2 separate regions of the Homo sapiens genome follow, and region 2 is linked to region 1. The links are chromatin loops, found by intact Hi-C in ENCODE. Cell type or tissue: ovary. All regions are shown on one strand.

What was found. Hi-C counts contacts between places; a loop is a spot of excess contacts. Peaks named below come from ENCODE experiments on the same cell type or tissue, not always from the same donor. Only the 100,000 strongest peaks of a DNase experiment are listed, where the experiment ranks them.
Region 2: a loop joins it to region 1, with 7 times the contacts of the local background. A loop is called at or near these places in 4 of 110 quality-filtered maps.

Annotation. Positions count from the first base shown.
Region 1 is chr10:31,943,413-31,951,412 of GRCh38, reverse strand. The region is part of intron 2 of LOC107984219 (a long non-coding RNA gene); the gene reads right to left. Among named protein-coding and RNA genes, the nearest start is that of ARHGAP12, 19 kb to the right of the region's middle. In ovary, a CTCF peak has its summit at 3,574 (motif pointing right); no DNase peak of the experiment used is centred here; H3K4me3 peaks cover 482 bases; H3K27ac peaks cover 471 bases.
Region 2 is chr10:30,733,332-30,741,331 of GRCh38, reverse strand. No RefSeq gene overlaps it. Among named protein-coding and RNA genes, the nearest start is that of LINC02644, 14 kb to the right of the region's middle. RefSeq lists enhancers at 2,784-2,853, 2,914-3,003, 4,158-4,207. In ovary, no CTCF peak of the experiment used is centred here; no DNase peak of the experiment used is centred here.

The DNA of each region.
Region 1 (8,000 bases):
GTTCAAATCCACTAATATTTTTTTTCCTGTGGTTTCCAGTTTGCTGTTAATATCATCCAGTGTAGATTTCTGTATTTGTCATATTTAGAAGTTCAACATAGGTTATTATCTTCTGTGTATCTCTTTGTCATGGTTCTTTAATTGTTTTAATGTCTTTATTAACTTTATCATATGTGCCATTTCAAGGTTTATTTCTATTGACAGACTTTTCATCTACTTATTTTACTGTTTGCATTTTCCCCTCCATGAGCTACAGCCTAGACACTCTCTAGACAGTAAGCTGGGACAAAGATAGGGTTCATCTCATTTGTTTTCCTTCTCCTAGGAAATACTGTCCTGAGCTTCCTGTTGTCCAATGTCTGGAAACCGGTGTTTCATGTATTTTTATCCAGTTTCCTGGTTAAGGTAGGAAGGTAAATCCAATTCTTGTTGTTCCATCATGGCCGGAAGTAGAAACTACTTATGTTTTTTGATCCTACTGAATGACCTTCCATATAGTCTGATGTCTAGTAATAAGGTAAACCGGCCTATAATTAAAGTAATGCACTCAGTGGATTAGCCATTGTGTCAGTGGCATCTTGTTTTATGTGCTGACAAAGGATTTCTTCTCTCTTGAAGGTTTTTAATGGACCATTCTCTTCAATTGTGTTTTTCTCCCAAGTTTTTATTTTTAAAAATGTGAAGCTTAACTAAAATTTGAGAAAACTGAACAATGAACATACATAAGCCTTTCATCTAGATTAATCAATTGTTAATATTTTGCCATGGATGCTTTATTTCTCTTTTTATATTTTTCAACCAATTAAAAGTAAGTTCTGGCCGAGTGCGGTGGCTCACACCTGTAATCCCAGCACTTTGGGAGGCCGAGGTGGGCTGATCACCTGACGTCGGGAGTTGGAGACCAGCCTGAACCAACATGGCGAAACCTCGTCTCTAGTAACAATACAAAAAATTAGCTGGGCATGGTGGCATATGCCTGTAATCCAAGCTACTCGGGAGGCTGAGGCAGAAGAATCACTTGAACCCAGGAAGCAGAGGTTGTGGTGAGCCAAGATCGTGCCATTGCACTCCAGCCTGGGCAACAAGAGCAAAACTCTGTCTCAAAAAAAAAAGTAAGTTCCACACCTAAATATTCATCCTGCATCTCCCAAGAAGAGGGAATTCTCTTATATAACCACAACAGCATTGTTCTACCTAAGAAATGTAATTGACGTAATAATAGTAATATACAGCCCATATTCAAATTTCTCCAATTATCCTTAAAGCTTTTCTTTTTCTAGATTCACAATCCAATCAAGAATACGGTTGATAAGGCCGGGCTCGGTGGCTCATGCCTGTAATCCCAGCACTTTGGGAGGCCGAGGCGGGTGGATCACGAGGTCAGGAGATCGAGACCATCCTGGCTAACACGGTGAAACCCTGTCTCAACTAAAAAATACAAAAAAAAAAGTAGCCGGGCGTGGTGGCGGGCGCCTTTAGTCCCAGCTACTCGGGAAGCTGAGGCAGGAGAATGGCGTGGACCCGGGAGGCGGAGCTTGCAGTGAGCCAAGATCGCGCCACTCCATTCCAGCCTAGGCAAGAAAGCGAGACTCTGTCTCAAAAAAAAAAAAAAAAAAGAATATGGTTGATAATTATGTCTCATTAATATCTTTTTAACCACAACAATCCTTGTGATGGTCAAAATGTTTATCATCCCTCAAAATTCATATGTTGAAATCCTAAACCCCAAGGTGAACCCTCATATACCAAATTAGAGACCTTGTAATATATGCCCATGGGAGCTCATTGGCCCTTTCCACCATGTGAGGACCCAACTGAAGGCACCATCTATGAATCAGAAAGTGGGTTCTTAACAGACACTGAATCTGCTGGCACCTTCTTTAAAACATTTGTAATTTCATTTTCATTTTTAGAGACGGGGTATCGCTTTGTCTTGCTTTGTCACCCAGGCTGGAGTGAAGTAACGTGCTCATGGGTCACTGCAGCCTCAAACTCCTGGGCTTAAGCAATCTTTCTGCCTCAGCCTCCTAAGTAGCTAGGACTACAAGCATGGGCCACCAATTCCCTGCTATCTGCTGGGAACTTGATCTTGGACTTCTCAGACTCCAGTACTGTGATAAATAAATTTCTCTTGTTGGTAAGCCACCTAGTTTATGGTATTTTGTTATAAAAGCCTGAACAGACTGTGAAAATCCCCGCCTTTTTTTTTTTTTTTGAGACAGAGTCTTACTTGCTCTGTCACCCATGCTGGAATGCAGTGGCATAATCTTAGCTCACTGCAACCTCTGCCTCCTGGGTTCAAGCCATTCTCCTGCCTCAGCCTACCGAGTAGCTGGGATTACAGGCACGTGCCACCACACACAGCTAATTTTTGTATTTTTAGTAGAGACAGGGTTTCACCACGTGGGCCAGCCTGGTCTTGAACTCCTGACCTCAAGTGATCTGCCCGCCTTGGCCTCCCAAAGTGCTGGGATTACAGGCGCGAGCCACCGTCCCTGACCACACCCCCCCTGCCTTTTTTTGTCTTTTATAATATTGATAGTTTTGAGGAGCTCAGGCCTACTACCTCATTTTATTTAGATTTTTATTTTTCTTTAAAAATTAAAAAAAAATGTTTTGTAGAGACAGGATCTTGCTATGTTGCTCAGGCTGGTCTTGAACTCCTGGGCTCAAGCAATCTCCTCACCTTGGCCTCTAAAATTGTTGGCACTGCAGGCATGAGCCATTGTACCTGGCCTAATTTAGATGTTAAAGGATTGTAACAGTGTTAGTAAATTTTATGACAATTTGAGAAAGAGAAACTCCTAAGTCATTTTGGACTAATATTCATCCTGTCACTTTGAAGACTATGCTAAATTTTGAATGTGAATGAATCTCATTTTAAGAACTAATACCCTAAAATTGCTTAATGACTCAAGTGTGCTATTATATAATAGAACTTAAAAGTAGAAAACATCTAATACTGCATTTTTTCCTAGTGAAGGGATAAGCAGTTGAGACATTTTAGCTCTATTTTGTTTTGTCATTTTTGTTTTATGATCACAGGATTACTTAAAAAGGTGGACAGCTGGGCACGGTGGCTCACGCCTATAATCCCAGCATTTTGGGAGGACAAGGAGGGAGGATCACTTGAACCCAGAAGTTTGAGACCAGCCTGGACAATGTAGTGAGACCCCGTCTCTACAAAAATTTTAAAAAAATTAGCCAGTTGTGTTGGCGTGAGCCTGTAGTCTCAACTACTCAGGAGGCTGAGGTGGGATGATCACTCGAGCCTGGGAGATTGAGGCTGCAGTGAGCTGTGATCTTGCCACCGTACTCCAGCCTGGGTTGACAGAGTGAAAAGAAAAAAGAAATAAAAAGGGGACCTAACTTTTTTACAAGCACGATTTTTGTGTAGTGTATATAGAAAGTCAATTTTTTAATGTGTTCAGCAGCTGAAATCGTTGTATACTTCCCCATGTGCAATGGAACAGAAAAACGCTCGTTGTTTTAGAACACCAGAATATGCATGAGACATAAATGTGTTTTTCCCTGATGAAAACAACTTCATTTCACTTCCGGAATTTCAAAACTACCATCTGGTAGTCAACCCTGTTTTTCCACCAGATGGCAATAACCCATAATGGCTGAGCAGGATGAATGGAATGTACACAAAACAGTGCAGGGTGTGAGCATTAAAAGGGCTGTGAACGTGAAATGTGGTAATGTAGGAAAAACGATGAGTCCCAGGAGAAGAGGATAAATAATGGATTGCTAAATCTGGCACCCTTGGAGCTAACAACATCCATCATAAAAGGGGTCACATCATTTAAGAGCAAACTTTAAAAGCAGAAAGCGTTCCAGTATTTGTTATTTTTTTTTGGTTTGTTTTCAGAATCACATATTATAGAACAGCTGACAGAGTGGAAAAATTGTTGATATTTAAGTAGAATCTGTACCAAAAACATATTGTATGTTCCTAACAGAAGTGATAAATTCAGAGAGATTATTTTAGGAAAAAGGAGGGAACCGGAAGAACTGCTGATGAAATCTGCAGGCCACTTCTCTTCCCCTCCACCATGACTTCAAGAATCCTGCTGACACTTCACACTTCTCTTCCCAAGTCTGTTTAACTGGGTACACCTATTTGGTTTGGATTTTAGGTGGCATAATACAACCCAACCCAATGCTATTCAAACTCCTGTAAATAACTGACAGCAGGCTACAGTCCCAAATTACAACACGATTTTCTTTTTTGACAGGTTTTATGTAAAAAGACTTTCGCCCCCTATTAAATATCTGTCATTTTCTCTTGCTCTGGGTTCTTTTTCTGAGAACTAGACATACCTCTGATAAAGGTCATGCTATTCTTTTTGGAGACTAAATAATACCAATATTTATCATTATTTTTACCATTTTCCTTTCTTTCTTTTTGAAAAATAACAATATGGGCCTGGCGTGGTGGCTCATGCTTACAGTCCCAGCACTTTGGGAGGCTGAAGGGGATGGATCACCTGAGCTCAGGAGTTCGAGTTCGAGACCAGCCTGGGCAACATGGTGAAACCCCAGCTCTACAAAAATTACAAAATTATCCAGGCCCATGCCTGCATGCCTGCAAGGCTACATGCCTGTAGTCCCAGCTACTTGGAGGCCGAAGCAAGAGGATTGCTTGAGCCTGGGGGGCAGGGTTTGCAGTGAGCCAAGATCCTGCCATTTCACTCCAGCCTGGGCAACAGGGTGAGACCCTGGACCTTGTCTCAAAAAAAAAAAAAAAAAGTTAAGGAAAAAATAAAAACAACATGGAGAAACCCCATCTCTACTAAAAATACATAATTAGCTGGGCATGGTGGTGCATACCTGTAATCCCAGCTATTCAGGAGGCTGAGGCAGGAGAATCGCTTGAACCTGGAAGGTAGAGGTTGCAGTGAGCTGAGATCGCGCCATTGCACTCCAGCCTGGACAACGAGAGCGAAACTGTGTCTCAAAAAAAAAAAAAAAAAAAAAAAAGAAGTAAAGAAGTTCCAGCTTGTCAGATAAAGACCAGAATTTTAAATAGACTGGAAAGAACTAAAACAAAGGTGGTTATTAGGGCACATGCTTACACAATTTCATAGGAAGCAGGACCATTTCCTTTTGTTTTGGTAAGTACATCAATGATCTATCTAATATAGGCGAAGATGTACATAAAACAAACAAAAAAAAAGAGATGAGATCTAAGCAATTCAGGTTTCCTTAGAAAATATTTTTTTTAAGGGTGCTCTAATGAAAAATGTTAAGCTCTTCTCTCTCTCTAACATTTTTATGTTCACTGTAAATGTCCTAAGGAATCAATATAAAATTCTTGAAAATATGGAAAAGTAAAAAGACATCAGTCTAAAGACAACTAATATTAACATTTTTGGCTGGGTGCAGTGGCTCACGCCTGTAATCCCAACACTTTGGGAGGCTGAGGCAGGTGGATCACTTGAGGTCGGGAATTTGAGACCAGCCTGACAAACATGGAGAAACCCCGTCTGTACTAAAAATACAAAAAAAGTAGCGGGCCATGGTGGCACATGCCAGTAATCTCAGCTACTCCGGAGGCTGAGGCAGGAGAATCACTTGAACCCAGGAGGCGAAGGTTGTGGTGAGCCGAGATTGCGCCATTGCACTCCAGCCTGGGCAACAAGAGCAAAACTCCGTCTTAAAAAAAAAAAAAAAAATTAACATTTTTAGTGTATTTTCTTTCATAGTTACTTTTTAAAAAAATAATTGTTTTCTTCATCTTTAAAAAAACCTGTTTATTTTCATGGGTGTTTCATAGTGTTCATGACCTCATCTCTCATATTACATGATAACATAAGTCTTTTCCTAGGTGATTAGAAACACTTCATAAAACAATTTTAATTGCTTCACATGTTTCAGTATAGTGAGCCATACTTTAACATATCACACATTTATTTAGTTTTTCCTTTTGCTATTACAAATAGTAGCACTGTGATGCATGCTCTAGTGTATACAAAATATTTTTCATATTTAGGCTTATTTAGGATGGATCCCTAAGAGTGAAATTAGTAGTTCAAAAAGCATAAACATTTTTAATGCTTTGTCTTTTATTTGTATCATTGCCAATTTTTTTTTAACAGAGCTGAGTCCATTTACACTGCTCCTAGCAATGTGCAAGAAAGCAGCTTTCACACTGATGCCATTACTGTATTGTCATAAAAAAACAACCAACCAAACACTTTGGGTCTCTCAGTAGTGTTTTAATTTGCATATCTTTGATTACTAGTGAGATGGAACCTTTTCCCACTGTTTGTTAAACAACTGAATTTCCTCTTTTGTGAATTGTCTACTTTGTCCTTTGTCTGTTCATCTCTTGGGGTCTTTGTTATCCCTATTTACATAGAGAACTGACAAGCACTGCCCAGAGAAAGGCCTTCTGTATGCGACACCATGGAATTCTTCCTCTTTTAAGTTATTCCAGACGAAGCATTCAAACAGCAATGTGAAGGGGAAGCCAGGAAGAGCAAAAAGATCAGCAATATATTTTTCTGTGCTATTCAAATGAAAAAAGGTTCATCTTACTGCAGTAAAATGGCTCTGTTCCTTTACCTAATCCAGTACTTATTTTAATACTGTGTATTGGAAATTTTGATCACTTTTCAAAGAATTCATTGTATATTATATAACACCGGGAGTACATCTCACCATGACTCACTGCAAAGCTATGGTGGTTACACAAAGTGTTGCCATGCCAGGCTCATCTTTTAAAATGATTTAATCAGATGTGATTTTAATTTAATTTAACTTGATGGAGTGTCATACTTTATTCTGTAGCCACTTCCTGAAAGGTTGGCACTTCCACGTACAGCTTTTCTTCTGAATACAATTAGAGCAAGTACAAGGAGGGGATATAAATACAGACTCCTGGCTGGGTGCAGTGGCTCACACCTGTAATCCCAGCACTTTGGGAGGCTGAGGCAGGAGGATCCCTTGAGGTCAGGAGTTCAAGGCCAGCCTGGGTAACATAGTGAGACCCTGTATCTATTGAAAAAAGTAACAAATAAATAAATACAGGCTCCTGGCTTTGAAGTGAAGGTAGTTCAGCTGAACTGTTCTCACACTCTGTACTGCAGTGTCCCGTCCCAGGCTTCAGTGACATGCCTGCCAGTGGCAATGGCAGGGCTTCAAGCCAGTAAATAAGGCCAGGAGCAGTGGCTCATGCCTATAATCCCAGCACTTGGAGACGCTGAGGTGAGAGGACACTTGAGACCAAGAGTGTGAGACCAGCCCGGCCAATGCAGTGACAGTTAAAAAAAAAAAAAAAAAGATCAGTAAATTAGTCTAAGGCTGCCTTTGTTCCACTTGGTCAGTTATGGAACCTTCCTAAATTTCCTTATCTGAAAAGTGGGGATAGTAATAGTTCTTCTTCCTATCCAAGATACAGTTTAAACATTATAAGAGAAAAATATTTTCAGGATGAAAACAAGAATGTTAAGTATTACCATATTATAATGAATGTTATTTAAAATATAAGAACCAAAAATGACTTATTTTGTCAAATATCTTAAGGTCATAAAAAGAATCAAGGCCTATTACGACTGAATAGGATCTGAGAATCAGCCAAACCAATCCTCTCATTTGACAGAAGAGAAACTGAGGTCATAGCAGGTAATATCCAAGATAAGACTTGTCCAAGATGGCGCTGCTAACTAATGACAGAGCTAGAATGCTAATTGGGGAGTTCCATAAAGAAATCCCCTCAAGAAATCTTTCTACTGCTTCTTCTCCCTATCCAGTGGGTAGAATGTTATTACTAAGTGCAATCAAGTAAGGAATTCCATATTGTTCCCCTTATCATCTTTAATAGAAACTGTTTTTGGCTGATGCCTGTAATTCCAGCACTTTGGGAGGCCGAGGCGTGTGGATCACTTGAGGTCAGGAGTTTGAGACCAGCCTGGCCAACATGGTGAAACCTTTGTCTCTACTACAAAAATACAAAAAATTAGCCAGGCATGGTGGCAGATGCCTGTAATCCC
Region 2 (8,000 bases), 1.2 Mb after region 1:
AGATAGCCTGGCCTTTCCTAATACGAGGTGAAGACCTATATAGCTCCAAAGGAAGGTTCTCGGACATGTCCCTGATCACTTTTTGCCCCTGCCTGAGGCCATTCATTAATGAGATTGTGTTGAGGAAGGAAAAGAATAGATTAAAGGAAATATCACAGATGTTTCCCTCACTCCCTGGGAGTGACTTCCTGGTCACTTTGAAGTTTAGATGGTGGGGTATTTTCCAACACTAATAACCAATTATCTGATTCTCTAAACACCAACTGAGTGTTCAAAAATTTAACTCAGTTCCTGCGTTAGTTTGCTAAGGATGATGGCCTCCAGCTCCACACATGTCCCTGCAAAGTGCATGATCTCATTCTTTTTTATGGCTGCATAGTATTCCATGGTGTATATGTACCACATTTTCTTTATCCAGTCTACCATTGATGGGCATTTGGGTTGATTCCATGTCTTTGCTATTGTGAATAGCACTGCAATGAACATATTTGTGCATGTGGTAAACTAATACAGGAACAGAAAACCAAATACTGCATGTTCTCACTTATAATTGGGAGCTAATGATGAGAACACACGGACATATAAAAGGGAAGAGCATGCAGTGGGGCCTATTGGAGGGTGGAGGATGGGAGGAGGGAGAGAAACAGGAAAAATAACTAATGGATACTAGGCTTAATGCCTGGGTGATAAAATAATCTGTACAACCAATCCCCATAACACAAATTTACCCATGTAACAAACCTGCACATCCTGCACACGTACCCCTGAACTTAAAACTTCAAAAAAATTTAATCCAATCCTGACACTAACCATCTGGAGTGAGCACAGACCCCACAGGTTTTAGGGCTCAGTCCCACAAAACTGCACTTGCTCCTGATGGGGTTGCACGTCCTGGGCTTCTAGTACTTCTGAACGACTGGCTATAAATTGAGGGTTCCCATGATGGTGGATGGAGGGTACATAGGATGAGGTCCTTAAGGGTCCTGAGCAAAGCAGCTTCTGTTCCTGCGGAGTTGGGGTGCAAGAGCCTCCTGGCACAAGAATGTGTTCACCAACCCAGAGGCTCTCTGAACTCCATCATTTAGGAGTTTTTATGGGGGTTTTGTTACGTAGGCATGACTGATTTTTTTTTTTTTTTTTGAGACAGAGTCTCGCTCTATCGCCAGGCTGGAGTGCAGTGGCACGATCTTGGTTCACTGCAACCTCCGCCTCCCGGGTTCAAGCAATTCTTCTGCCTTAGCCTCCTGAGTAGCTGGGACTACAGGAACGTGCCACCATGCCCAGCTAATTTTTGTATTTTTAGTAGAGACGGAGTTTCACCATGTTGGCCAGGATAGTCTCCATCTCTTGACCTCGTGATCTGCCCACCTCAGCCTCCCAAAGTGCTGGGATTACAGGTGTGAACCACCAGCCTGGTCGCAAGATGGGTTATTAACTCAATCTCCAGCTCCTCACCTCTCCCCAGAGCTTGGAGGGCGGGGCTGAAAGTTCCAGGTTTCTAAGCAACATTTGGTCTTTCTGTGACTAGCCCCCATCCTGAAACAATCTAGGGGCCCAGCAAGAGTCGCATAATTAGAACAAAAGTCACCTCCTCTCACCCCCATCCCTCAGGAAATTCCAAGGCTTTTAAGAGTTCTGTGTCAGGAACTGAAAAAGACCATATATATATTATTATTTTTTTGAGACAGGGTCTTGCTCTGTTGCCCAGGCTGGAGTGCTGTGATGCAATCTCAGCTCACTTTAACCTCCGCCTCCCAGGCTCAAGTGATTCTGCCACCTCAGCCTCCCAAGTATCTGGGACCACAGGTGTGTGCCACCACACCCAGCTAATTTTGCAATTTTGCTTATTTTTCTTTTCTTTTTCTTTCTTTCTTTCTTTCTCTTTCTTTCTTTCTTTCTTTCTTTCTTTCTTTCTTTCTTTCTTTCTTTCTTTCTCTTTCTTTTTTTTTTTTTTTGACAGAGTTTCGCTCTTGTTGCCCAGGTTGGAGTGCAGTGGCACGATCTGGGCTCACTGCAACGTCTGCCTCCCAGGTTCCAACGATTCTCCTGCCTCAGCCTCCCACGAAGCTGGGATTACAAGCACGTGCCACCACACCTGGCTAATTTTGTGTTTTTAGTAGAGACAGGGTTTCTCCATGTTGGTCAGGCTGGTCTCGAACTCCCGACCTCAGGTGATCCACCCGCCTCAGCCTCCCAAAGTGCTGGGATTACAGGCGTGAGCCACCACGCCTGGCTAATTTAGCTTATTTTTCACAGAGACATGGTCTCACCATGTTGCGCAGGGTTGTCTTGAAATCCTGGGCTCAAGTGATTTGCCCACCTTGGCCTCCCAGAGTGCTGGGATTACAGGCCTGAGCCACTGTGCCTGGCCTATGCTTCTCATTATGGCACAGGTGGCTGGTCCACTCTGGAGGTGCTCCCTGGGTAGCAGGTGCACCCATGGGAATCCTAGCAGCGATTTGCAGCCAAATTCAGCAGTAGCTCTCTCGTCCCCTAGGAAGCAGCAGCTTCTGGCCAGCATGCTTGCCTGCAGCAGCTGATCCTGTCCCTGTAGAGGGTCTTACCTTCCACAGACTCTGTCCAAAGCCGTTGGCTGGTCAGAAAGTTCTGAATCTGGATGGCTCAGGACTTGCCTAGTGAGAGTGTGTGGAGTAGGCAGGGGCCACATGCATGCCACATGGTTATATCTGTGGCCAACGGCTGTCTAACAGAAGTAGGAATGCTTCCATTCCAAGAATAAGGGCGCTTCTCACCATTCATTGAGTGTCTGCTTGGAGCCAAACATTGGCACACTCACTTGCTAATCCTGAAGCCCTGTAGGAAGGCATGGGATCCCCCAGGTTGTAGGTGAGTTACTGGAGCCCCTAGAGGTTAGAAAACCTGCTCAAGGTCACAGAGACGTCAAGAGGCAGAGTCAGGATTCAAACCCATGTCTGTCTGTTGGGATCCAATGTCTGTGTCCTTTCTTGGTGCATCCATATTCATGTGATGGGGACAGAAACCAGACGCAAGACCTGATGATCGCTGGAGGCCGGCCAGACCCACACAGCAGTGGTTGACTTACCCCATAAACTAAACCAGGGAGACAATAGCCTAGAAATCCCCATGAGATTTCGTTCATGGTGTGGGCGATCTGAGGCACAGTCGGCAGCCTTCACCGGTCAGACAAGATGCAGGGGACTTCCTCTGATTCACTAGTTCACCTCCTGGTGTCTATGGGACCCTGTGTGGAGACTTACAGGTCTTCAAGGATGCAAAATTTCCAGCCGGGAGAGCACCACATGGGCCTCTGTTCTCCCAAAGACACGGCCAATCAGGATAGCTGGAAAGGCCTCCAGGTGAGAGCCTGGTAGGAAGTCCGCCAGCTGGTGTAGACAAGCCCGACTGTCCAACATACAAACACTTAACCTCAACTCCCTTCGGCCCTAAGGAGAAGGATGGGCTGCCCAGTTCTTTCCTGCATCTGCTTCTCATGCTGCCTTTAATAGCACCTAACTCATTTCTTCAGCAAAAAAGACTGGTGAAGGGGAGGAACACAAACTGTCCCACTGGGACAACTCTGTCCCTTTTATTCAAATCCACAAATGGGCCAGGCACAGTGGCTCGTGCCTGTAATCCCAGTACTTTGGGAGGTCAAGGCAGGTGGATCACTTGAGGTCAGGAGTTCAAGATCAGCCTGGCCAACCCCGTCTCTACTAAAAATACAAAAATTAGTTGGGTGTGGTGGCGCGTGCCTGTCCTCTTAGCTACTTGGGAAGCTGAGGCAGGAGAATTGCTTGAACCCGGGAGGCAGAGGTTGCAGTGAGCCCAGATTGCACCACTGCACTCCAGCCTGGGTGACAGAGCAAGATTCCCTCTCAAAAAAAAAAAAAAAAAATCCACAAGTGGTTCAATATTTGCTTAGACACCGGCACCTTTGCAAAGCCTTCTTCAGCACTCGGATACCCCATACCTCCCTCTCTTCTCTGAACCCTAACACTTTCTAGTTGCACCATTATCTTTTTAAAATACTAGGTGCTTAGGTAACCTTTCAGGGAGAAAAATAAATCAATCACCAGATGAGCATCCAACTTTAAAGTCCTTCCATCCCTCCAGGTTCTTTTTTGACCTCTCTGGGAGGCTTTACATGTATTTCCACATCTTGGGAAATCGTGTGCACGTGTTGTTATGTGATCTCCTTCTAGAAACCTTTATTTCTGAGGCACATTTCCATGTATGGACATCAGCTCCATGCCTGTTTTCAACTGGCTCTGCAGTGGTCTGCCGTGCAAACGTCTTGGGGTTTTCTTAGTCATTACAGGATTGCTGGGCACTGGGGTTGCTTCCAGCTCGTTGCTATTATAAATAGTTGTGCTGCCTCCGGTTGCTTTTGCATTGAATCACCCACTGCTTAACTGTTTAACTGTTTCCTGGGGATAGTCCTAGCTCACTGAAGGTAGGGATGTGGTTTAACCTTTTGTATCCCCCTCACTGCCCACAGGAGTGCAGGGCTCTAAGAAGAGCTTTATAACAAACACGGTTGCCAGGCGTGGTGGCTCATGCCTGTAATCCCAGCACTTTGGGAAGCCAAGGTGGGCGGATCACCTAAGGCCGGGAGTTTGAGACCAGCCTGACCAACATGGAGAAACCCCATCTCTACTAAAATTACAAAATTAGCCGGGCGTGGGGGCACATGCCTGTAATCCTAGCTACTTGGAAGGCTGAGGCAGGAGAATCACTTGAACCCGGGAGGCGGAGGTTGCGGTGAGCTGAGATTGTACCCTTGCGCTCCAGCCTGGGCAACAAGAGAGAGACTCCGTCTCAAAACAAAAACAAACAAAAACAAAAAGACAAGACAAAACAAATAAAAAAACATGGTTAGCAATGGACTGCACTCTTGCCATGTGCCAGACGCCGGGGTAAGTGCCCTCCACATATCATCTCATTTAATCCGCATAGCCGCCCCACACAGTAGGTGCCACGGTGATTCTCATTTTATCAAGGAGGAAACTAGCGCTTAAGATGATCAGATGCTTTCCCCAAAGCCGTATAGTCAGCAGACGGTGGCTGGTGGAGCTGGCTGAGGCCACTGACTCCACACACCCCTGCTCAGCCTGTCTCATGGAATGTCGCTGGGACGGGCAGATGGCTCCTATAGCCCTTCCAGTGCACTCCTGGCTGGTCCTAGGCTGAGGCTGGGCAGTCTTTTAAATTTATGTATATATTTTAAAATTTATTATTTATTTATTTATTTATTTGAGATGGAGTCTCACTCTGTTGCCTAGGCTAGAGGGCAGTGGCGTGATCTCAGCTCACTGCAACCTCCGCCTCCTGGGTTCAAGCAATTCTCCTGCCTCAGCCTCCCAAGTAGCTGAGACTACAAGCACGCACCACCATGCCTGGTTAATTTTTGTATTTTTAGTAGAGACAGGGTTTCACTATGTCGGCCAGGCTGGTCTCGAACTCCGGACCTCATGATCTGTTTGCCTTGGCCTCCAAAAGTGCTGGGATTACAGGGTGAGCCACCGCACCCGGCTTTATTTATTATTTATTTATATGCAGGATCTCACTCTGTCACTCAGGAAAGAGTACAGCGGTGCAATCTCAGCTCCCTGCAGCCTTGACCTCCTGGGCTCAAGCGATCCTCCCTCCCACCTCAGCCTCCTGAGTAGCTGGGACTACCGGTGTGCACCACTACACTTGGCTAATTTTTAAGTAATTTGTCATAGAGATGGATCTTGCTATGTCGCCCAGGCTGGTCTTGAACTCCTGGGTTCGAGCGATTCTCCCACCTCAGTCCTCCCAAAGTGTTGGGATTACAGACATGAGCCACCATGCCCAGCCTAGGCAGATTTCTTGGCTTGCAGCTTTCTAAGAATGTTCAAGATTTGCCCCATGCAGAATCACATGATTGAAAGTTACTCGTTTGCCTGTGCTGCTAATCCCATGTAGAAGACCACCTTCGAGTGCCTGCACCTGTTTGCTCCCAAGCTCCGTGTCTGCCATGTGAGACATCTGTCACTGTCACACCAGGCTCCAAGTGGACTCAGCATTTCCATTCCAGCTCCTGGGTCCCAGACAGCGTTTTCTAAACAGAAGAGCCCGTCTTCCTCTCATACCCACTGAAGGGAGAATGGAGAAGAGGGCGGGGTTCTGCTTGCAGGGCCCTTTGCACTTCAAATATTTTACAGGAAGGGGATTGCAGATGCACCCTCTGCCAAGGAAGCTTTGAGGGCCAGCATCACATAGCCCTGTGGTGAATGAGAGCTGGCAGGGTGACAGTCTGCGAGGAAGGAAGGATGGAGCTCCGACCCCTTTGCTTTCTGAAACTCCTGCTGAGAGAGTTGGCTCCACAGCCCTGGTAGGGCTCGGGTAGCTGCTGTGGCTGAATCAGTCCTCTGTTATCACCCGCTCGGTGCCATGAAGTGGAAAAGCAGTCTCTGCCCTCCTCGTTCCTCCAATAAGCCCATCCTAATCACCCTTATCATGCTCCTTCCACACCCTGAGAAAAAATGGCCTCGCAGCAGACGTTTGAAGGCACCGGGACTGGAAAAGTCTTTCAAATGGCACCTGATTTGGCTACATGCCTGCAGACAGGTGAAAGTTAGTGCCCCCATTTCACAGGTGAGGCCACTGAGGTTCAGAGAAGTCAATCAATGATGTGATCATGCTCACACATCCCAGCAGTGACCAAATATGTAACGTTCATACACTGTGGAATAGAAACCCACTGATTATCAAATGTCTTTTATTTTATTGTGATTCTTACTTTTTCTTTTTGAGACAGAGTCTCACTCTGTCACCCAGGCTGGAGTGCAGTGGTATGATTATAACTCACTGCTGCCCTGAACTCTGGGGCTCAAGCGATCCTCCCACCTTGGCCTCCTGAGTAGCTGGGACCACAGGTATGCAGCACTACTCCTGGCTAATTTTTGTAGAGATGGAGGGAAGTTCTCACTATGTTGCCAGGCTGGTCTTGAACTCCTGGCCTCAATGATTCTCCCACCTGGGCCTCTCAAACAGCTGAGATTACAGGCATGAGCCACCATGCCTTGCCCCAGATGTCTTTTCTTTCTTTCTTTTCTTTTCTTTTTTCTTTTTTTTTTTAAGGCAGAGTCTCCCTCTGTTGCCTAGGCTGGAGTACAGTGGCGCGATCTTGGCTCACTGCAACCTCCGCCTCCCAGGTCCAAGGAATTCTCATGCCTCAGCCTCCTGAGTAGCTGGGACTATAGGTGTGCACTAGGATGCCTGGCTAATTATTGTAGTTTTAGTAGAGACAGGGTTTCACCATGTTGGCTAGGCTGGTATCGAACTCCTGGCCTCAAGTGATCAGCCCCCCCTCAGCCTCCCAAAGTGTTGGGATTACAGGTGTCAGCTACTGTGCCCAGCCCCAAATGTCTTTTTAAAAATAGCATAATTTTTATAATTAGAAAAGTAGTACATTCCCATTTTAGAAACTGTAGAAAGAATACAAAGAAAGGAAAATAAAAACTGTGATAACTATATGTGTTTTGTGGTATATCATGCCAAACTTTTCATAAATATTTTCTTAGCTGGTTAGTTCCAATTTTCTGTTATTATAAACAATGCTGGGATTAACATTTTGGGAGTAGAGCTTTTTCTGTATTTTGTGAACTTCCATAATCTAGATTTTCCAGAAGTGGAATTACTGGGGCAAATGACATAAGCATTTCCAGTTCTCATGGCGGATGCTGTCTAATTGCTTTTCAGAGGAGTCAATGCCTTCGACACCCCCACTAACAGTGCCTGTTCACCCCACCTTCTACCATCTGAGTGCAAATTAGCTGAGTGTAGTGGTGCATACCTGTAGTCCCAGCTACTCAAGAGGCTGAGGTGAGAGGATTGCTGGAGCCCAGGAGTCGTCGAGGCTGCAGTGAACACTCTATCCTGGGTGACAGAGCAAGATCCTGTCTCAAACAACAACAACAACAAAAAAATAAATAATTTAAAAAGCCTGCCCAGGGTGGTGTTTGGCATAATAGACAAAAAACACATATAGT